2 separate regions of the Homo sapiens genome follow, and region 2 is linked to region 1. The links are chromatin loops, found by intact Hi-C in ENCODE. Cell type or tissue: natural killer cell. All regions are shown on one strand. Each heading gives the region's core, and the rest is flanking DNA. Links, peaks and the distances in the headings are about the cores only.

Region 1 (11,101 bases), core at 1,571-9,570:
ACTAATGGCTATTTTAAAATACATCTTTAGTCTGGGCATGGTGGCTCACGTCTGTAATCCCTGCACTTTGGGAGGCCAGGGTGGGTGGATTGCTTGAGCCCAGGAGTTCGAGACCAATCTGGGCAATATGGCAGAACCCCGTCTCTGCAAAAAATACAAAACTTATCCTGGTGTGGTGGTGCACGCCTATAGTCCCAGCTACTTGGGAGGCTGAGGTAGGAGGATCACCTGAGTCCAGGGAGGTTGAGGCTGCAGTAAGCTATGATTGTGCCACTGCACTCCAGCCTGGGTGACAGAGTGAGACCCTGTCTCACAAATTAAAATAAATAAAATAAAATACATCTTTAAATATAAAATAATATTTAAACTATTATTAGTAGGTTGTTTCTTTCTTAAACTCTTCCTCTTACAGACAAAAATATGTAGTTTGGTGATAGAGTCTGTCTAGTAAAATAAAAATAAAGTACAGTGCTAGCTTCTTATAAGCCATAGTTTAGTCACCAAGGCTTCTGGCAATCTGTAGGTAGGAAAATTAAGGCATAAAATGATCTATCAAGATTTGCATAAAAAGCCACTCATAAGCCGAGGAGAAAGCATTTCAGCTCCTGGATTTTTTGTCACTGTCAAGCTGTCACAAATAACTATGTCTGCTTGGAGCATTTCAAACTCTGAGTTCTCTGTTTATATAGATGTTGGGATTTCCTCCCACTCCTAAAAATATATTCTAGATGAAGGGGTTAAAGATCAACATTACCCTGCTAAACCTTACTCTGACTCAAGATTTACTTAACGAACTGTAATTTTACTACTGCACAGATTCAATCTGTTGAGCAAATAAAAATCATTTTGAAAATGACCTATGTATTTATTCAGTTTGTATTTCAGAATTATCATAATATCAGGTATAAGGGGATTGTGGTACCAATGAAACTATTCTATACCATTCACCATAGATTTATAAAGGAGACTACAAAAGAGAAAATAAGAGATGACATCATATGAAGTGCTTTAGTTCAGATAAAGGAAACATCCAAAAATACTGAGATGAGTAAAATTTTATTCAAAGTAGGTTCCTGCTTTGTCTTGATCTCAATCCATTCTAACTCCTGATGTCATTTACCGTGTGAGATCTTAGTACAATCATGAAAAGAATATGAGCATTTATCAAAACTCTCTGACATCTGTATGTTTAGAAATGAACTTACACAGCAAAATATGATTTCCTTGCACTTATTTAATTTTTCTAACTTCAATTTCTACCTATGTGTCTCTGCCAGTTTGACCTGATTCAGACACCCAGAACTTGAATAAAGAAGCCCTCTTCTATTTTCATTCTTAATGAATATACCTTTTCCCATGTCCACATTGAGCCTCCCTTCTGTGTACTCTGTCTAATGCAGCCACATGTCTAGTTCCCCCTCTCTGTCACCACCCTCACTTCTTCTTTCCCATCTTCTTACTTCTTTGGTGTGACCTCTCTGTAGGACAACATGCCATTTCTGATTCCCCACACACATACCCTATCATTGATACCTACCCTCAGGATTAGATTCTGTCTAAGTAATTTGTAGAGCCATCAGGCTTTAGTAAGTATTGGACTGCAAGTCAACACCCATTATCTCATCAAAAGGGATGCTGTGTTGGGGCAGAGGGAGAGAGAGAGAGAGAGACAGAGAGAGAGACAGACAGAGAGAGAGAAAGAGAAATAGAAAGTCTCTTCCAGGAGAAAAACCATATTGATGATATCAAAAGGAAAGGAAGGTGAATAGTGTGAGCCAGAATAGGACTAAACAAATGGCAGGCTTTTGTTCAGCTCTCTGGCATCTGGACAGCAGCTCTCTGCTTCTTACTCAACCTGTCCCCAGGCTCTCTGCAGTCTTGTCTTCTGGTCTCATTTTATGTCATCCCACTATTGATGAACAGAAAATTTGGGCAGCTGCCCACCATCCCTATATCCCACCCACACTGTCAACAACAGCATGTGAAGAGGAGCCATGTGGCTGCAGTGGTAAGGAAGGTACAGTCTATGACCAAGAAAGAGACACTAAGTAGATGATTAAGAGCAGTACACACTGCTCTGACAGCCTTATTGTCACAACTGATTTTCAGGATGTTGGCAGTGATTCTGAAGCCTGTAGAAATTATCAGGTTTTAAGGGATTGAGAGTTCACCAGTGGTCCACTCTTGGTGAAGTAGGATGCCTTGCTTGGTATTGTTAACTCCCACATCATCTCTGTGCCAAGAAAAAGACAGCACAATGCCACCAACATCTAAACAGTGGCATCTAATTGATTTCAATCTTAGTTCAACAGTGTGACCAGAAGGATGTTTCAATTACCATCACCATATGGGACACTGAGTGTCTGATTAGTAGGGATGCTCCTGTTCTTCATTCTTTAGGCAACTACTCATTATTGCATAAGATGTTGTCTCTGATGATGAAATTGTATCCCAATGGACTCAAATAGTATGCATAGAAACTTGAAGGTGTTTCGCTTACAGCCAGAGTGCAACAGAGGTTTTGGAACAAGCTGGGTCCTACCAGAGCCAGAGGTGTAGCAGCTGCAGACTTCCACTCTACCCGCACCTCACATATTAGTTGTGAATTTGATAAATGCCATCCTGAAGAGCAATTGATTTATTAATTAGCTGATTCAGAATGTTCTTAGGACTCATTTGGGATATGGAGTCATTATAATTTAAAAATGTCAGCGCAGTGCAATAGAAGATGAAAATGGCACCTCCCAGGGGCCCTGTGGGCCAAGCTTTCTCCTTTGGTGAGTGGGGTTTCTCTCGATGGCTACAATGCCGTCCATGGGAAGTTGCTTCATCAGACCCAAACAGTGAGGTCTCAGGAAGTGAAGAAATGCTCATTTTTTGAAACAGAAGCTGAGGTCCAGACTAGGACGTGATCAGACCAAGCAGGACAGTAATAATTTGGTTATTAAACTGGAGATAGTAGCAATTTCATTAGAAGACTCCGAATTAAGATACTTCAGGAGTCATTTCTAGAGAAACCCCAACTGTATATAATTACCTACATCTATGAACAGGTAATCCTATAAATTTTCTAGCAAAACAGTTGGTGAACTAAGAAGGGAAAATATGGGCTAGATTAACTTATTATGAATGTTAATTCATCAGGTTTTGGGTTTTACTTTTGCCTTGTCCTTAAACATGGGTAATTAAGACCTGTCAGTAGTGTAAGTTGGGATTTGAGTTCAGGATTTTGGAAATATTCTAATTCCCTGTATTGGGACTAGGTAGTAAATCTAAAATTGTGATATATCAAGTTATTTTCTGGTGTGTTTTCTAAATTTGAGCACATGGACCCGAGAGTAGACACATCTTAGTATGTACTCAGCTTTGGGCAAAAGATAGATGGCGTCACCTTTCTTCGCATGCTGAGCTCCATAGTAGATTGAGGACTTGGGTTGGAAGCAGTAAGGTAATTGCCAAAGCCCCATTATCAGGTGGGTACACGTAGAGCTTTTGGGAGGAACAGATGCCATAAGTTATCAGTTTAGTCTTACCTTCTCTTTAGAGGGAAAAGAAGTTGGAGAAAGCGTCTGCAGCTAACAAAAGGAACTGGCCTTGGCTGGACGTGGTGACTGGGGACTGTAATCCCAGCACTTTGGGAGGCTGTGGTAGGCGGATCACCTGAAGTCAGGGGTTCAAGACCAGCCTGGCCATCATGGTGAAAACCCCCCGACTTTACTAGAAATACAAAACTTAGCCAGGCATGGTGGCACACACCTATAATTCCAGCTACTCGGGAGGCTGAGGCAAGAGAATCACTTGAACCAGGAGGCGGAGGTTACAGTGAGCCGAGATGGCGCCACTGCACTCCAGCCTGGGCAACAGAGTGAGACTCTGTCTCAAAAAAAAAAAAAAAAAAAAAAAAAAAAAAAAAAGGCAAGCGGATAACTTGAGGCCAGGAGTTCGAGCCTGACCAACACGGTGAAACCTCATCTCTACTAAAAACACAAAAATTAGCTGGGCGTGGTGGCACACACCTATAATCCCAGCTACTTGGGAGGCTGAGGCATGAGAATCACTTGAACCAGGAGGCGGAGGTTGCAGTGAGCCAAGATTGCACCACTGCACTCCAGCCTGGGTGGCAGAGCAAGATCCTGTCTCAAAACAAATAAAAATAAAAATAAAAATGCCTCCTTTCTAGGATTGTGGGAAGAATTAAACTAGATAATGAGTAGATGCTCATGAATGCAGTAAACGTGAGTTCTCTTCTCTTTCTGTTTTTAGATATGTGATACAGTCACTTACCCATTCCATAATTAGTTTCCTTGTATGTAAAATCAGGGGATAATAATGTCAACAAATAGTTATCTGCTTAACATTGTTTTATTAAAAAGCAGGTATGTTCGCATGAATAAAACAACCTTCCCTTTTAAACTCCTTGTTTGGCATCCTCAAACCTCTCAGCTTGTTTCAGATGGGAACTTCAACCCAATATCAGGTCACAGTGCCCAGGTTGATCTGTACTCCGTGTGGGCTCTGAAAGCATCACCCCTGCAGAGGCTGGAAGCCCTAGTCTTCCCAGGGGATGCCTTGTCTGCAGGTACTGCCCCCAGCCTGCAGTGAACTCTGGACCTTTTATTGATCCTGTGTGCATCTGGCTCCACTCTGATACCAGGAAGAATGGGGGTTGCTGGCCCTGGACTTGGTCCTGGACAAATAAATGTGTTTGTCAAAGCCCTTTCCTGACATCGGTTGTCTCTAGCCCAGGTGGCACTGTGGAGGGTAATTAGTTCTCTTTATTAGAGGGAACATCAGGAAGCTCTGCGCTGCTCACCGTGGACACATGTAAAAAGATTTTGTTAATGCAGCTGTTACTTGCCTTTTCATTATGCTAATGGGCAGCCTGTAAGAAATGTAACTTCCTGTCACTGGCACCAAGCAACACCTATCAGACAAAGCATTGTTTCTTCTCACTGTTGATAAGTGTGACTTGTGGGGACCAGCGATAGGATGCTCATTTTTATCTGCTAAGTGCACAGCGCTTGTAAAAAACCAGCAGTGGCCTTGTTACCACTTGACGTGACACTAGGTTTAGCTGTTTACATTGACACACTGCTGCACCCTTTTAGAGCTGCAGCCAGGGGTCAGATTCATTAGAAAGCGTCAGCGCCGATAGTGAAGCAGCATCTGGTGGGATTCTCTCTGCTCTCCTGTTGGAAGCAGCAAGGCAAGGCGCTTGCATCTTGAAATGGGTGATTTTTAAATCTTTTCTTCGTTTGATTATTTGAGAACCCCTGTTTGTTCCTTGACCCTACATGAAGAAGATGAGAGAGAAAGAGCTGGACATAGCATTCACCCCAGTGATGAAGAATGGGAATGTTGGGGCCTGCTGTTTGTTGCTTTTCTTTTTGCTGATGTGTGGCTCTTCGTTGCCCAAAAGGTCTGCAGAGAGGGAGTTAAATGCATGTGTTTTTCTTGCACAGCAGCAAGGCTAAAATGTGGAAGTAAGCTAAGTAAACCTTTATAATTAGTCCTTTATGTCTTTCTCCTTTTGCCTCCCTATGTATGAGTATTGCCTTGATAAATTTGGTGACCATACTTCCCTTATAATGCTGGAAGCCACATATCTTTTGGTTCTATGTTGTTATCCCTTTAGTCATTTAGGATATGGAGGATGATCACCCAGAATCCTTGGTTCATTTTGCAATCACTGTGACCAGATGAGTTGCTGATAACCTAGAGCAGCCAGAGTGCTTGTTGCATTAAGAGCCAGAGCCCAGGCCTTCACTTTTGCCACATGTGACTCTATGTCCATGAAACTATGTGCAGGACAATGCACACGGCAATTGAGAAGGTTCTGGAGACCTTTCATAATGTTGTGTGAGGGCTCGCTGGCCACCATGGCAGAGAGAGCAACATCCTCCTTACCTTCAGAAACCTCTGGCACCACCAGCATTGCTGACATATCTCACGCCCTGTCACAGCTTCTTAGTTCAACAGGCTGCAAAAGCTCCTCCCCACCTCCACCTGTTCATAAGGATGTAAGGATAATTAGTGCATTTTCTCAAGTTCAATGATACACTCATTTTGAAAAGCAACTACCGCATTATCCTGCCCTTGCCCTTGGGAACTGGATCCCTTCATTTGTCGAGAATACCCCTTGCCAGGCCTTTTCATCTAGCCGCTGCTCACACTGCACCGGGGCTTCTGTCTGGGTGATTCTTGCTGGGTCATGCCAGGAGGTATTTGGCATTTCCCTAAAGCCCATCATGTGAAGTAAGAGTACCACCGAATCACGAAGCTCTGAGAAGTTTTGTTAAGATCAGTCATGGCTTGATCAGTCCAAGCATTAGGATACCTAGTTTGCAAGTCCAGTGTTGTCCACCTGGCCTGGAATTTACCAACTGCTCTGTGGAGAGCTCTCATCCCACTTATGAACTGTGCTGCTTATATCTGCACTTTCTTTTTCTGTATGCCCAGTACGTAGCTATGAAGGGAGGATCCCAGGGGCCAGAAGCCAGGGGACCATGTAGTGTCTTAGTGTGGTTTATATGTCATTGCAGTCTCCATCCAGGTCTTTTCCAGATCCTGGGATGCTGCCAAGAATTTCCATGCACAGGAAGACAGAGATGGTCATGGTGATATACAGACTTATACAGAAGACGTTTTTCTATCTTTGGGGGGCTTTTGACCCCTTTCCACTCACTTGAATTCACACAGAATAATTATATGCTCTTCTGAGGGCTTACTGCTGGGTCAGAAAAGCAGGGAGAGTTGCTTTTGGATAGTAATCCCCACTGCTGGCCACCAGCAGCTGCAGCCTCCACAGCAGCTGCTTCCCCTCGCCTCCATGCCACCATCTCCCCTTCATATCCACTATCTCCTTGTCTCTCTGCAGGTCATTTATAATCAGCAGTCATGGCGTACAGGCCTCATTAGTGATATAGCCATTCCTTCAGTGCTTCAGAAATAATCATTTAGAAAAAAATGCACGGTTTCCATCCCTTGAGAGCCCATGAGTGATGAATTTATTTCAGTTTGGCTGGCTTGGCTGTCTTGCTCAGCCTTATTTCCATATTTATTTCAACAAACAATGTAGGGTGGGAACAAGAAAACACATGCTGGGTGTACACACACGCTGCATATCTGCTCCCTAAGTTGATTCCTCTTGGGGAAGGATGAAAAGGAATGCCAACGAAAGAACCCTCCATTAAAAAAAAAAAAAAAATCTGTTGGACTTGGATGGGGTGCTGTATAGCAGAAGATGAGCTAGTTCACGATGATTTGTATTTGAGAAGGTGTGGGTAACATGGCAAAAGCAATTGATCCTTAGCCCCCCATTCTGGTAGTGGTGTTTCAAGAGTACTTTTGCCCCTCAACCCCCTTGCTCCCGGAGGATCTGATTTATGTCATGGTGGACAGCAATGGACTTTTGATGCCAACAGAGGATCCGGTGCTGCTGTCTGAATCTTTCACCTAGACCTTGTTCCTTGTGATGAGTGGGGAGGGGCGTGTGTGGGGCTCACAGGCTGCTCTGATGAGGAATGATGCCAGCGCGTTCTTGATGGCAAGTGGTGTCCATGAATCAGACTTGCAGATGTGCAAGCCACCTGGCTTCAAGCAGTCAGCTCTCTTAAGACATTTAAGCTTGACTGAGGATTTGGCTAAGGCTTGGCACTTAGCCCACCTGAATTTTTTAGGGTAAATGTTTTCAAGTGACTTCAGCCAAGGGTCAGAAGAGAAGATCTCAGAAATCTGTTTAGAACTATGTTGCTGACACTATGTCAAGGGGCCAAGCAAACCACAACACCATTGTTAACCTCACCATTACAAATCAAGGGAAGGGAGGAGGACACCACATCTTGATTCTGTGGGGATGCTTTGAAAGTGGCAGTGCGTGTTTTATAGTAACAATAATAATAATAAAAGTTTTTCTATTCTAGGATGAAAGGAAATAGAACATGCAGAACAGTATCTTGTCCCAAACATAGCAGAACACCATTTTTCCTATGGAAAACTTGGACAGTGCAACCAATTTACCAGAGAAAGAATGGAAAAAGCATCTTAGAAGAACCAGGAATAAAAATTTTTGATTCAGGGACCTGAACAGCAACACTTTCAGAATCTCTTGTTCTCAGAAATGCATTTTACTAAGCTTAAGATTCCTTTTTCTAAGAAAAAATGGCTTGCTTTCCTCAAACTAAACAAAGCAGGGAGGCTCAGGGGTGAAGAAAAAGATGAATTGAGCAATATCTAATGGATACGCTCCTCCCCAAAATTAGACTCCAAATGATATGAGACAGAGGGAATATCTCAAGGGTAGGGAATCATCTGTAAGATAGGGCAATACTGCCGAAATGCAGTATTTTCAAGGAAATAAACCCCAAAATAAAGCTAAAAATCTAGTGCCTGGTCGAAAATTAACTGTAGATCCACTTACATGCTAATATCACAATTAAGAGTAGCCTTGGGACCAAATGAAAATCTCCTTTATTAACAGAGGGAGCCTTGTTAGAACAGCACATACAAGGTGGCCTCCAGCTACCTTGTGTCATCCTATAATGGTGATCTGGGAAAACATGTCCCAACCCAGGCTTGGCCGATGTACCCATGCTCTCGCTGGGAGCCTCATCTAACATGAATAGATCTCCCAGCCAGCTTATGCTCAAGCCTTTCCATCTAAGCAGACAGTACAGAATGACTCTTATTTACCCAGCCAAAAAGATTTTCATTATCCATATAAATATATATGTATATATTTTTTTCTTTTCTTTTTTTGAGACCGAGTCTCACTCTGTAGCACAGGCTGGAGTGCAGTGGCGTGATCTCGGCTCACTGCAAACTCCAACTCCCAGGTTCAAGCAATTCTCCTACCTCAGCCTCCCAAGTAACTGGGATTACAGGCATGCGCCACCATGCCCAGCTAATTTTTGTATTTTTAGTAGAGACAGGGCTTCACCATGTTGGCCAGTCTGCTCTTGAACTCCTGACCTCAGGTGATCCGCCTGCCTCGGCCTCCCACAGTGCTGGGATTACGGGCATGAGCCACAGTGCCTGGCCTATCCTTATAATAGTATTATAAAATATTCCTGTGATGTAGGAGAAAGTGCCTTTCTTTGCCTTATCTGATTGCTGAACTGTGCTCTTGCGGTAAAAGTGATTTTGTTTTGTTTGTTTGTGTGTTTGTTTGTTTGGTTTTGGAGATGGAGTCTTGCTGTGTCACCCAGGCTAGAGTGCAGTGGCATGATCTCAGCTCACTGCAAGGTCCACTTCCCGGGTTCATGCCATTCTCCTGCCTCAGCCTCCCAAGTAGCTGGGACTACAGGCGCCCACCACCAGGCCCAGCTAATTTTTTTTGTATTTTTAGTAAAGACAGGGTTTCACCGTGTTAGCCAGGATGGTCTCGATCTCCTGACCTCGTGATCCGCCCGTCTCGGCCTCCCAAAGTGCTGGGATTACAGGTGTGAGCCACCACGCCGGCCAGGAAAAGTGATTTTGATAGGGATGGTGTTGGGCTTAGTATTGGAGTTAGTAATTCTTTTTTTTTCTTTTCTTTTCTTTTTTTTTTTTTTTTTGAGACAGAGTTTCATTCTTGTTGCCCAGGCTGGAGTGCAATGGCATGATCTCAGCTCACAGCAACATCCACCTCCCAGGTTCAAGTGATTCTTCAGCCCCAGCCTCCTGAGTAGCTGGGATTGCAGGCATGCACCACCAAGCCCGGCTAATTTTGTATTTTTAGTAGAGATGGGGTTTCTCCATGTTGGTTAGGCTGGTCTCAAACTCCCAACCTCAGGTGATCTGCCCTCCTTGGCCTCCCAAAGTGCTGGGATTACAGGCTTCAGCCACTGCACCCGACCAGAGGTAGTAATTCTTTAGCAAATTAAAGATCTGAAAGTTTCTCATACTGTCTAAGAGAAATAGCCAAATAGCAGTAGCAACTTAGTAAGTGTGAATGATGCTGTATTCCACCAAGAACAACATAGGCCCGGGCTCTCCAGCATTCCTACATCTCTGGAGAAGGGCACAAGAGCCAGGAAGCCAGAAAGGCCCCTCGCCATTCTATCAAAGGAGGGCTCCAGCACTTGGCTAACCTCCTGGGGCTGGCTTGCTGGAACTGTGGTATGCCATTTTTAATTGGTAATTTGACCTCCCCAAAACATGGCATTAAGACAGCAGAAGTTGATAATTGAATAAAGAGGATCATCATTGTTGTTTTGAATTGGAAATAGTTCTCATAACAACCCTCTGAGGGTATTTCCTGTCACCACCCTACCTCCTGCCCCAGTAATCCTATACTGCAGAGGTCTGTGATTTTTATGGCATTGATGCTTTTCTCCCAATTGCCCCTTCTAGCTTTTTTCATTTACTGATGAGCTGGCAGACGATAGGCGGGTGAAACAGACAAATTGATTGAGGAGCTGAAATGTAGATGTGTGTCTGGTCTCTATAACACCTTTGGGGTCCTGTGTGAATTTACCTGTTTATTTATGTGTCTGTTATTTTGGTTCACTTTATGATGTAGTTTATCTATAGAAACTGCCGTGAAAGTGAAGAGACAGAATGGTGAGGTTCAATATCTTCTTACTGGCATTTCAGCCCTAGAGGGCCAAGGGTCACATGATCTACCACCTTTACTGGCTTCCCTGATAAGGTTCTGTGTCATCCGCTGTCTCCTGCACAGTCCCATTGGCCCCCTGTGGTGCAGTCCCCAGACCCCTCACCAGGCACCTTCATGAGTAAGCATCAAAATGTATTCCTGAGTCTCAGCTCCCTGAATTATAATGTTATTCTCTTTTCCATTATATAGATGGAATTTTTCCCATCATCTTTGCGTTTAAATTGACTTCCTTTGAGCCACAATCAGTTCCTTCATGAAGATAACATTTGACTCTTCTGTCATTGTATGAAGAAAATTAAGGCCTTCTTTGGAAAAGTTATATGAAACTTTGGGGGACATGCAGCAGGATGCAACAGAAAAAACTCTCAAGTCAAAGACCTCACCCTACCTAGTTACTCATTTAGCCTCAATGACCATAGGCCACCGAGTAAAAATAGGGCAGGTCCCCGTTGATAAATTGGAGAAGTCAAATTAGATCATCTCTAGTCTCCTTTCAGCCTTAAA
Region 2 (11,101 bases), core at 1,341-9,340, 57 kb before region 1:
GGTTTTCTTCCTGTCTTCACTGCTCATTGGACTTTCAGGACTGGAAGAGGTCTGTGGATCACGATGAAGTCTTGTTGTCTTTTAGCTTCAGATTGGACACAGAGGTTTTAGGCTGCCACGTCTTAAAGGGGCACTAAAGGGTCCACCCGGGCTCAGCCTTGGTCACTCCCTGTACATAATTGAAATCGCTGCCCACAGAAGTCAGTGAGGTTGTGCGGAAGAGGCTGTGTAAATGACTCTGACTGTTGCTATAACAACAGTACCTTGGTCTAATTTCTTTTGAAAAATGAATTTCAGCTGGTGGGATGAAGCCGAGCCGCTTTGCCCCACAGATGAAAGCTCTGCCGCCAGGCTCCAGAGCTCTGCTGTTTACGGGCTGAATGTGTGGTGTGTACCTCCGCCTGGCTGAAAATTTTCAGAGCGGCTCAAATGACTTCCATGTTTGCCTGTATGTGAGAACGTGCCTGTCTGTCTGTGGGTATCTTCTTCATCCATGGGGGATTCATCCCGGAGAGAAAAATTCTCTCCTCCTGCCTTGGTTTCTGTTTATTAACAAAGTTACTCAAAAGACATGCAAATAATGACAGTTCCGTAATTGGTCAATGAAGGCAAGTCCCTAAGCCCCCTCAGGTTTGGAGTAAAAATCTGTTGTGAAATGGAGGATGGAGGCCTGGGAGTCAGATGCTGTCTAGAAATAAGAATTATGTCCTGTTTGCTCGCTCATTGAGACGTGTGTGTGTGTGTGCGTGTGTGTGTGCGTGTGTGTGCGTGTGCGTGCGCGCCTGCGTGTGTGTCCAGGGGAAGGAGAGAAGGAGAGAATGAGAGAAACTGGAAATTCTCTTCCAGGAGGGTAGCTCTTAGCTGCCTGGGAGTACTGCTTTATGCAAACTGCATCTCACAAGAAAGAGCAGTGTCTGGCCTCTTTGAGGGAAACACGAGGCTTTTTATCGAGTAAGAGATCTTATTTCAATACTTTTGTTTTCCAAAGGGAGATAAACATGTGATGGGATTTTATTCAAAAGCAGTCTCAGGTCTGGGCACCCTGGCTGTTCGCATCCTGCTAGGCTGGTGCACGACTTCAGTGCTGTTGAGGAAAACAGTCTTTTGGAAGGGCTGAAAACAAAAATGAGAATTCCTTATTGAAAAGAAAGGACATTTTAAGTAAACAATGAAATAAAAAGATTGTTGAATCCTCCCCAAGGGAGAGAAAAATACTCAGCCTCCCTGAAATATTGCTCCTTCCCGCCTCCCTCCTTCCAGAAAATAAACAAATCGAAACCTCACGCTTAGTTCTAACATGCCTATTCTTTGGTCTGTGTTGTTGGTGTAAGTCTCCAGCTGTGAATGATGCAGATAAGATCTGATCTTTTCATTTGCCATCCTCCTCCCTTATGGGGAGGAAAGCCTTCCCTTCTTCCTCACCAACCTCCTTTACCGGCATTTCTTTACAGCTCTAAATAAAATCCCATTAGGAATTTCAGATTGTAAGGCAAGGTCATGTATACAAGCATGTTTGAATAGAAAATGTATTCATGACTTCTAGTGGGAGATTATCAGGAGATATTCCTAAGGATATTGTTTCTTGTCCTTAAAAATAAATGTAATGTTATATGTGTGTGTATTTATGTATATGAAACAACAGAGCAGTACAGGGTTCAGATTGTGGAATGCTGATGGCAACTACCAGTCTCAGTGGAGCTTTTTCCTACAGAAAGCTACTGAGTGAAGGAAGCTACCGCTGGGATGCACACATTTGCTCTCTTCTGAAGTTTTCAGGGCTGCAGCCATCATCACTTCTCAAACACATGCTAAATTTGCAGAGTGACATCTTTCCTTGTAGAGGAAGCACAAGGCTTTTCTGTGAATCAGCCAGATCTGACTCAAAGACATGAACACATCCCCTTTAGAGCGTCATGACACAGGTGTCTAAAACACTTTCCCAGAATTTCTAAGCAGGTTTGCTGCAGTTTGATTGGGACAGAAGTCATCAGATGCAAAATAGCAGAGTAGGTGAGAGCATAGATTTGAGAGGCAGGCATAACTGAGTAGGGCTGTGCTGTGTGCCCTAGGACAAACTACCTGTCCTCTCTGAACCCATTCCTGTCCTTTAAGTTATTGTGAGGGTTAATCGAGGTAAGATATGTAAAGCACTTAGCTCAATGCCTGGCTGGTTAGCTCTCAGTCAATTAGAATATTGTATGACAATAATATATTGAAACATTTAGTAAGCAGTGAGTCAACTTCTGTGATAAAAACTTAGAAGTTTAGAGCATTCTACTGAAAACTACGTGAGATTTGAAAATCATATGGCCTTAGCATTTGCAAAGATAACAGTCTTGCTTTTAATGAGTAGTTGATAATTTTGTTAACACCAGTTTAAACTGCACGTATAGAGTTTGTGAAAAACTTTATAACTTCGGATACAGAGACTACACAGGATTCCTGTGACTTGTGATGAAAATATAATTTATTCATTCCACTGGGAGAAAGCCAGGAGCCTGTAAAAACATTTATGTATTTGGAAATTTGGAGATTTGAGGGGATCTTGGAACTTAGAGTTTCTAAATGTGGAGGACTTCAGCTGCCACTGCTCCTGATGTTTTACGATCCATTCCCAATATGTTGTTGTGCATTCAGTTGGTACTTATTACATGTTTAAGCATAATTAAAGGATAAAAACATACCTAAAGATTCAGCCACACCCCCAAAAAAGATTTAAAATATTTTTAAAGAGTCATTAAATCAGGATGTTGCTTTAGCACTTACAGCTGGAATTGGATGGGTGCTCATGTTCCAAACATTGAAAAGAGGCACCATCAGCCTTATGTACTTCCAAGACTTTTTGGGAATAGAGTTTTAAATGTGAACCATAGCAGAAAGAAAAAAGATCATGGTCATTTCTAAAAATAACCTCAAAGTACCTTAAAATGTTTTGAGTGGTTCTGTCCCCTGGGCTGGGGGCTCCGCGGTGCCCCCGTAGTCCCTTGGGACTCTGCAGCTATTATTTCAGATGCCCACTAAGAGGGTGAGGCCCCTTTAAAGAGGATCCTTTTCTTCCTGGAGGATTTCAGAATGGAGATTTTTAACTGCTTACGGCTGACACCCCCTCCAGAGATCCAGCATTTCCCACTGAACAGGTACAGGGAAGCCGCATTCTGGGATGGTCGAAAGCAGAGGTTTTAAACACTTGGCTCTTATGGCAATATTATATGTGATATATACAGATTATATACATAATTTTAAAATTCAAATTCATTTACTCATAGAGAGTAAAGTTGTTTTCTGTCTAAGTAATGTTAGGAGTCTATAAGATTACCAAGGGAGGCTTCGGGAGTTGTAATAAGATTTTTCTTTTTCTTTTCCTGTTAGTCTGCCCTGCACATAGATCTCTCTAAAACAAATGTATCCAACTTTTTTCAACATATGTGTGGCATGTGGTCACTTTTTGGCATAGACTTTGCTCTGGGGAGTGAGTTGAGCCTTTGGCACCTGGCGCAGAGCCCGACACGCAGACACAGAGCACCCCTCAGTTCACTGAATGAAAGTGAAGGGAAATATATAATGTGGAGGGGGAAATGGTCAGGGATATTACTGTGCTCAGAGAAACCTAAAATGTTTTTAAAAATACACATTTTTATGAAAAATATTCTAGAAATCCAGCAAGCTTCTGCAGAATTCAGAATCCTCTAAGGTTTCAAAAAGCCCCATCTAGAGCACTGTTTCTTAGTTCTGTTTATGAGAGCCCCCAGAGTATCACCAATCAACTCAGGAACATTTTGTAGTGACATTGGATTTGTATGTGTATGCATACTTAAAAAAATCACACCACCAACCTCACAGTGTCAGAATCCAACAGAATTATTAATCTAGATCAGAATTTCTAAAACCTGGGGAATCCTAGGCCAACAGCCCCGGAAGAATCAGGTTTTTATTCAGTTTCTTTAGATACCTGTGCCCCCACCTTGTGTCCCAATCTGGGCTACTTAATTAGAAACTATGAAGGTGGGATCAAGAAATCTGCATTTTTAACAGGTTCTCAGGTCACTAGTTACATTAAAGTTGGAAAATTACTAAAGAAAATCAAACCTCTAAATAACGCTCAAGATCCTTTCTAAGGGCACTTAAATCTAGAAGACAGTTCTGGAAATGTTTTGCGCACTCTTCCTATTCTACTCATTAAAATATCTAGCACATGAGTATTCTGGGTCATTCATTACATAAGCAGGTCAAATTCATCCATGTGTTCATAGGCTTATTACCTGCTGGTAGAATGGAAAGAGAATAAGCATGTGATAATTGATTCCAGTGAATCATCTTCTAGTTTGACCAGAACAGATCAAAATGACCAAAATGTTCTCTTTGAGCCTCTAAACTAGTTATAGCATCTGCAAGCTAAGACTCTCTTATCTTCAAGCCTTGGGAAAGACTTGTGTCTCTACCAGCTGGTGAAGGAAGCTCACTCACACTTTTGGTTGAAGAGGCTGCTATAGTGGGTGAGAACCACTTGAAGCCTTTGTATGGAAATTTAAAATTCAAGTCTGAAAATAAGCAGCGTTTGGGGTTTACATTCATGTGAAAACATGTGACCATGGTAATGTCGCTTAAAGTCTCTGGATTTCAGTTTCAGTTTTCTTTTCCACAAATCACTTCGTATGTTCTCTAGTGGTTCTCATCAGGGATTCCCTGGACCCTTAGAGTCCTCAAAAATATTAAGGAGATAGTCCATTTTCAGTATTTTAAACTAACCAACAGAAATTATACGTTTATTCTGAGAACACTATGCAGTCCAACATTTTCAAGAGCCTGCTTTGGGGATCAATTACACTAACTCATTGTGGTTATTTGAGAGCTCTTTTTAGCATTCATTCATTCATCCATGAAGGAAAATAGTTATAGTGTGATATGAATTAGAATGTCATGGAGGGTCTCTTAACCAACATCAGGAGTTGTAGGAAATGGCTGTCAAGAGAGACTGTGGAGTAGGTAATGTCTAAACTGAATTGTAAAGGACACATAGAATTGGTCAGGTGAAGAAGTTGGTTAAGTGTAAAATATGCAAAGGCTCAGAAAGAGAGAAAACAAATGTGGTATGTCCTGGGAACTGCAAATAATTAAGCATAGCTGAAAGTTTGGAGTTGAGTGGGGTTGCGGGGTAAGTCGGGGAAGATGAGAGGTAATGGCTAAGCCTGGAGAGTTTAGCTGGGATGAGGATCCAGTCAGAAGGCCTGTGTGCCAGACCTGAATGATGCTGAAGATGGTGGACAGCTTTAGAAAAGCTTAAAGTGAAGAACGGGCATGATCAGATTCACAATGTATGGAGAAAACCACAGCCACGATGCAGAGAATGGGTTGGAGGTGGCGAGACTGAGGCTGGTCAGGAGCTGCTACAGAAATTCATGAGAGACATATTGAGACTCTGAATGGGGTAGTGGCATTGTGGGCGGAAGATGAGACTAAAATTCATAGAATGGATAGTTCTTGAGGTTTAATTGGGTATGGTTGGTGGGGAAATGCTGGAACCAAGGAAGATCCCCGAAAGCACAATCTGAGAAAGCATATCACAGGTGGCATCAGAACCCCATGCCTTTGATGAGGGCATGACTGTGCTTCGTCCAGTCCTGGATGAGGGTGCAGTGTGGCTTATGGAGGAGTCAGACCTGAGTTTGAATTTGAATCTGGGTTTAGCCATCTTCTGCCCAGCCCCCTGAGTTCTGTAATTTCAGACACACTGCTTAACCCACGATGCCTCTGCAAGATGATTGTAATAAAACCTATCTTTTAGAATCATTGGGAGCAGGAGAGAAGGAATATGGTGGTTTACTAGAGTTGGACATTAGAAATTGGATGTCTTCCATCTTAGAATCTTCATTATTAATAGTAGCATCACTATCTTTATTCCCAAGCTCTGTGATCCTGCCCAACTTCGTGCAAAATCAGGGACAGGACAGTAAGAGTTTATCTGACTTGCCAGCACTGCTAAAAGTCTAATGGAATAAAAGACCTCTTTGTCATGGACACTCTGGCCCATGGAACACCTCAAGAATCTGCTAGGATTGGGGGCCCCCGTGTCAGCAGAGGCCTGGTAATCTTAGCCATGCTCCTCCTTGCTGTGGGTGTCATGCACCCTCGCCCACCACACCCTCTCCAAAACACTGCCCCTTTCCCTGTAGAACCATCCAGCCAGCACATAGCCTTCCCCACAGGTTTGTGGTGAGGATAAAATATGATTCTGTGTGAAAGTTCTTTGTAATTCCAAAGGCACAGCTATTCTTATTACTACTGGTTTGGACATAATGCACAACCCTCCCACTCCCCATTCTGTCTCTCTCTGCCTCTCAGTTTCACTGTCTGTCTTTCTCTCTCTCTCTCACACACACACACCACATACCACACACACACACACACACACACACCAGTTTCACAGAAACAAGCCATCAAGCCACACTAAATGAGGGACTTGCGCTGGAGCCATTATGGAAGATGAATTGTTTCCTTCAGAGTAATTGACACATGATAGCAGCCCATATTGTCATAGGCATTGGATGAACAGCATACTTCAGCTCCTGGCACCACAGCTTCACCTAATGGGAGAAAACATTTATATGTAATAATAGTAATACAAGAGCAAGGAGGCTGATGCTCAGGAAAGAGTTTCTGTGATTCTTCCACGAGGGTGCAGTCATACTAAGAGGCTTCGGGCTTTGCGAGGCAGAAGGGCCAGGGACTTCCTAAGATAAGGCTATTTGGGATGAGACTCTGCCCTGAGTCTTGAGGAGAGGAAAGTCACAGGGACATTTCCCTGTGCGCAGCCAGGCATTCCCATGTTCTCTGAGCAGGGAGCTTGTGAATCAGCCTTCTCAGCCACATAGCTGGCTCTGTGTCTCCCTCTCCGCCTCCCTCTGTCTCCCATGAGGAACATAAAGAGAATTAGACTCCCAGACCACCTTTCCATATAGCAAAGGATGATGAGGCAGACAGAAGGGATGCTAAGATTGCTCTGCTATTTTGGACATAACAAAACAAAACATAAAAATTATAGCACAGCATCTTCGATAATGTCTTTCTTATATTCCAAAATGCAGATACATGAAATATATAAATCAAGATTTGGGTTAAAGGGGCATGCAGTGGAGAACTTTAGGCCCTGGAGGAAAGGGAACACTCGGAGGCTCCAATCAGGTGGCATGCTGAAAATGTATTTGATTCGAACCTCAACGATCTAGCCTCTGCTGTTCTACAATCTAGGACATGAATGCATTAGCACTTGGACTTGAATTGCAAATTTGATTTTTGTTGTTCATATTAAAAAAGCTACATCAGATGCTTAGAAAACATTAGGGTTTTGCTGGCTAGAGAACAGAAATACCCTACCTATTTGTGTTTTGAAGATCCAGTAAGCATTCCTTCTCAGTTGCAGTTGTAACTATTTGTATCACTGAATTTTGAAAATGGTAAAGCTAAGACTTAGTGGGTGTTTACTGGTATCAGGTGTGAGGCTAAGTGCTCCCTACATTATTTCATTTAACCTCAGACTCACGGTAACTCTGTGAGCTAGATATTATTGACCCACTTTGCAGGTAAGGAAACCAAGGCTTAGGAGAGGTTAAATAAGTTTTCCAGGATTCATTTATTCAACATGTATTTATTGTCTATTCTGAGCTACTGGAAACAAAATGGAAGAACCCCTGCCTTCATGTAACTTATATTCTAATGGAAGGTATCATAGCCAACATTTCTTAAGAACCAGACAATATTGATATGTATTAGCTCCTAGGTAGGTGATGTTGGATTTGAACTCAAGCTTTCTAACTCCAGAGCCAGTGCTCCTGTTTCTCTAATTCTCACTGTACTGCCTCACCCAGCTGCTCACTCAGCCGTAAGAGGTGAAACTTGGGTTTCCAGCCAGAACTGCCTGACTGTATGGTCTTGGCCACCACCATTTTACAGAGAAACAAATGGACCAGCTTCGTTTCCTTCTCTGTCCTGCTCCATTCATTGCATGACCTGGAACAGAGTCATGGACTTGGACTTTCTAAAATCGAGTCAGTTCATTGTTAAGACAAATGCTTATGTTTTGAAGGTTAACATCACTCCAGGAGGTGCCAAAAGCCCTAACCTTCATTTCCTTTAAGTCCTAAAGCTGTGATATTTGATCTTGCTGCTATGTTTGGAGCTATGTTCAAGTATCTTCCATACTTCTGATCAAAACCATGGTATCTTGCCTTGTCCAATAAATAATATCATTTTCTAGCAGTTTCTGTGTAATACAATGAGTTGAGCCAGTATTTTTTTTTCCGTCAAATTCTAACATGTTCCCGTTAGGGCCTTGTGTTCAGCAGTTCGAGGGTCTCTATCAAATGACTATGGGCTGTGTTTGATGTTGTAAAAATATAAGATTTAGGAACAAGGGTTAGACTGGACTTTTACTCAAGGGCCCTTTCTACTCTGTTTACTTTTCTTTCTTTCTTTCTTTCTTTCTTTCTTTCTTTCTTTCTTTCTTTCTTTCTTTTTTAAGATGGAGTCTTGCTCTGTCAGCAGGCTAGAGTGCAGTGGCACGATCTCAGCTCACTGTAGCCCCTGCCTCCCAGGTTCAAGTGATTCTCCTGCCTCAGTCTCCTGAGTAGCTGGGACTATACAGGTGTGTGCCACCACCCCAGCAAAATTTTGTATTTTTAGTAGAGACGGGGTTTCACCGTGTTGGCCAGGATGGTCTCAATCTCTTGACCTCGCGATCTGCCCACCTCAGCCTCCCAAAGTGCTGGGATTACAGGCGTGAGCTACTGTGCCTGGCCATACTTTTCAAATATAATCATCTACTTATGAAAAAGCACCTAGCAGTAAAATGACACTTTGTGAACTTTACCGCATCTGCACATTAGTTTTATTATCCATGGTGCTCCTCTAGAGGCCTGGCAGTTTCACATGTGAGTGTTCAGGTGTCAGGGGCAGAGGGAATCCTCCCCCTCTCTTGCATTGGTTCTGTAATACACGGCACCTTGCCAAGAATAAGAGAGTACCCGAGTGGAAAGACCACTAAGCCTTTTCTCTCCTACCCTGTCATTCTGTCTTCTGCCTGCAACTATGTAAAGTCACTGAAACCCTTCTAACCCCTCCCAGTTGCCCCTCTGTCACTCAGCAAGCATCTCCCCAGTAGCTATTCTATGCCAAGCTCTTTCACCACGGCCACATGCACTGGCCCTTTCTGACAGAAAGGAAAGCAGCACACAGATGAGTTAGGTTTATAATTGATAAATCCATAGAGTTAGCAAGACTTCATAACTGGACTTTTAAAATGAGTCCAGTTAAGTGGATAACACTCTTTAGGGTAAGAGATCTATCACTCCCAAAACCAGGAATGTAGAGGCTGGAATCAGGCATTCCTTATGGTCAATGGGGCTGCCTCCTGCTCAGATTCAAACTCTTCTCTTAGCCCTGTGAATTAGACAATAGAATGATTCATTCCATTTGCAATTGTTTATTAACCCCTGCCATGAACCTGAGGACTGGGTGCAGGCCTGTGGTGCTTACACAGTAAGCACGTCAGCCACGGTTCCTACCTTCTTGGAACTCACCAAACAGACACTTAAGCAGCTGCCCCAAAGTGTGAAAAAGCTATGGTAGTGAAGTACAGACTGCTTGGAAAGACCTATTTCAGGACATCCAACCTAGTATAGTTGGTCAAGGAAGGCACCTAACATATAACTAGGGTGGAGAAGAGTATAAGAGAAGATTTCCTAGAGTAAGTGAAATCTAAGATCTAACCTGAAAAATAAGCAGCTATTACCCAGGGGAAGAGGAGAGGGAGCAGGAGGACGTTCCAAGAAAACAAAACAACATGGACAATGCCCTAGAGGCAGAAGGAAGCTTAGCACCGTAAAGGTGAAAGAATTCTAGGCTCTGAAGAGAAACCGGAGTATCAGCACCTTTAAGGAACTATAAGTCTCAAGAGAGTTTATGGAAAATGTAGGGTAAGGGAGAAGAGGGGAGGAGATGCTGAATAGAGAGGCAAAAAGGTGAGCCTGGAAAGATGAGCAGGAGCCAGGTGGTTTTTGGCAAGAGTCAGTTTGGACTTTTTTTTTTTTTTTTTTTTGAGACGGAGTCTCGCTCTATCACCCAGGCTGGAGTGCAGTGGCACGATCTCGGCTCACTGCAAGCTCCACCTCCCGGGTTCATGCCATTCTCCTGCCTCAGCCTCTCAAGTAGCTGGGACTAAAGGCGCCCGCCACCACGCCCGGCTAATTTTTTGAATTTTTTTTTTAAGCACAGATGGGGTTTCACCGTGTTTGCCAGGGTGGTCTCAATCTCCTGACCGCGTGAGCCACCGCTCCCGGCCCCGATTTGGACTTTAACCTAAAGACAGTGGAAATCATTGCAGAGTTATACACAAGAAAGGCAGTCTATTTTTTTTTTTTTTTTTTGGAAAATGTGGCATTATAAGGAGTAGATTCAGGGAACACAAAACAGTAAATAAAAAAATAGACTAAAGAGCAAATGAATGGAGGCAAAGCGTAAAAGACGAGTTAGAAGATGGCTGCAACAATCTAGTAAGAGATAATGGTATCCTGGCCAAGGACAGTAACAGTAAGGGAGGAAGGAGATGAGGGGGCATATTAGTTATATTTTGGAGGTGGAATCCATAGGACTTGGTGATTGCTGACGTGGGAGGTTTCAAGAAAAATGCTCAAGTATCTGACTTGAATAAATGGATAGATACTGAGATGGGGAACAGTGATGAGGATCTGGTTTGGGTAACAAAGGATAATAAGCTCAGTGTTGAGACATGTTGAGTTTTAGATGTCCATGAAATATCCAGCAGGAGAACATTGGATTTAGTGGAGCTGAGCACTAATCCAATGAGCCTGCTTCAACTATCTTCTCTAGGCTGACGACCCCAAAACAATGTACCCAGCCCAGTTTTGTGAGCCTGGGAAGATGAGCATCTTTTGGGGCCGTCAGCCTAGAGAAGATAGTTGAAGCTGTTGTAATCGATGAAGTTGTCTAAGAAAGAATGTAGAGTGAGCAGAAGGAGAAAAAAAGCTTAAGACAAAACATTGAAGAATCCCATCGTTTAGGAAAAAGAAAGACTACATAAGAGATTGAG

The links. Hi-C counts contacts between places; a loop is a spot of excess contacts. Peaks named below come from ENCODE experiments on the same cell type or tissue, not always from the same donor. Only the 100,000 strongest peaks of a DNase experiment are listed, where the experiment ranks them.
Region 2: it touches region 1 in a loop (8-fold over the local background); 1 of 110 quality-filtered maps calls a loop at or near these places.

What each region holds. Positions count from the first base shown.
Region 1 is chr4:139,835,576-139,846,676 of GRCh38, reverse strand. All of the region lies in intron 2 of MAML3 (mastermind like transcriptional coactivator 3), which reads left to right. Among named protein-coding and RNA genes, the nearest start is that of MGST2, 180 kb to the right of the region's middle. In natural killer cell, for the core only: a CTCF peak has its summit at 5,192; no DNase peak of the experiment used is centred there; H3K27ac peaks cover 1,785 bases.
Region 2 is chr4:139,891,920-139,903,020 of GRCh38, reverse strand. The region is part of intron 1 of MAML3 (mastermind like transcriptional coactivator 3); the gene reads left to right. Among named protein-coding and RNA genes, the nearest start is that of MAML3-AS1, 230 kb to the left of the region's middle. In natural killer cell, for the core only: no CTCF peak of the experiment used is centred there; no DNase peak of the experiment used is centred there; H3K4me3 peaks cover 320 bases; H3K27ac peaks cover 951 bases.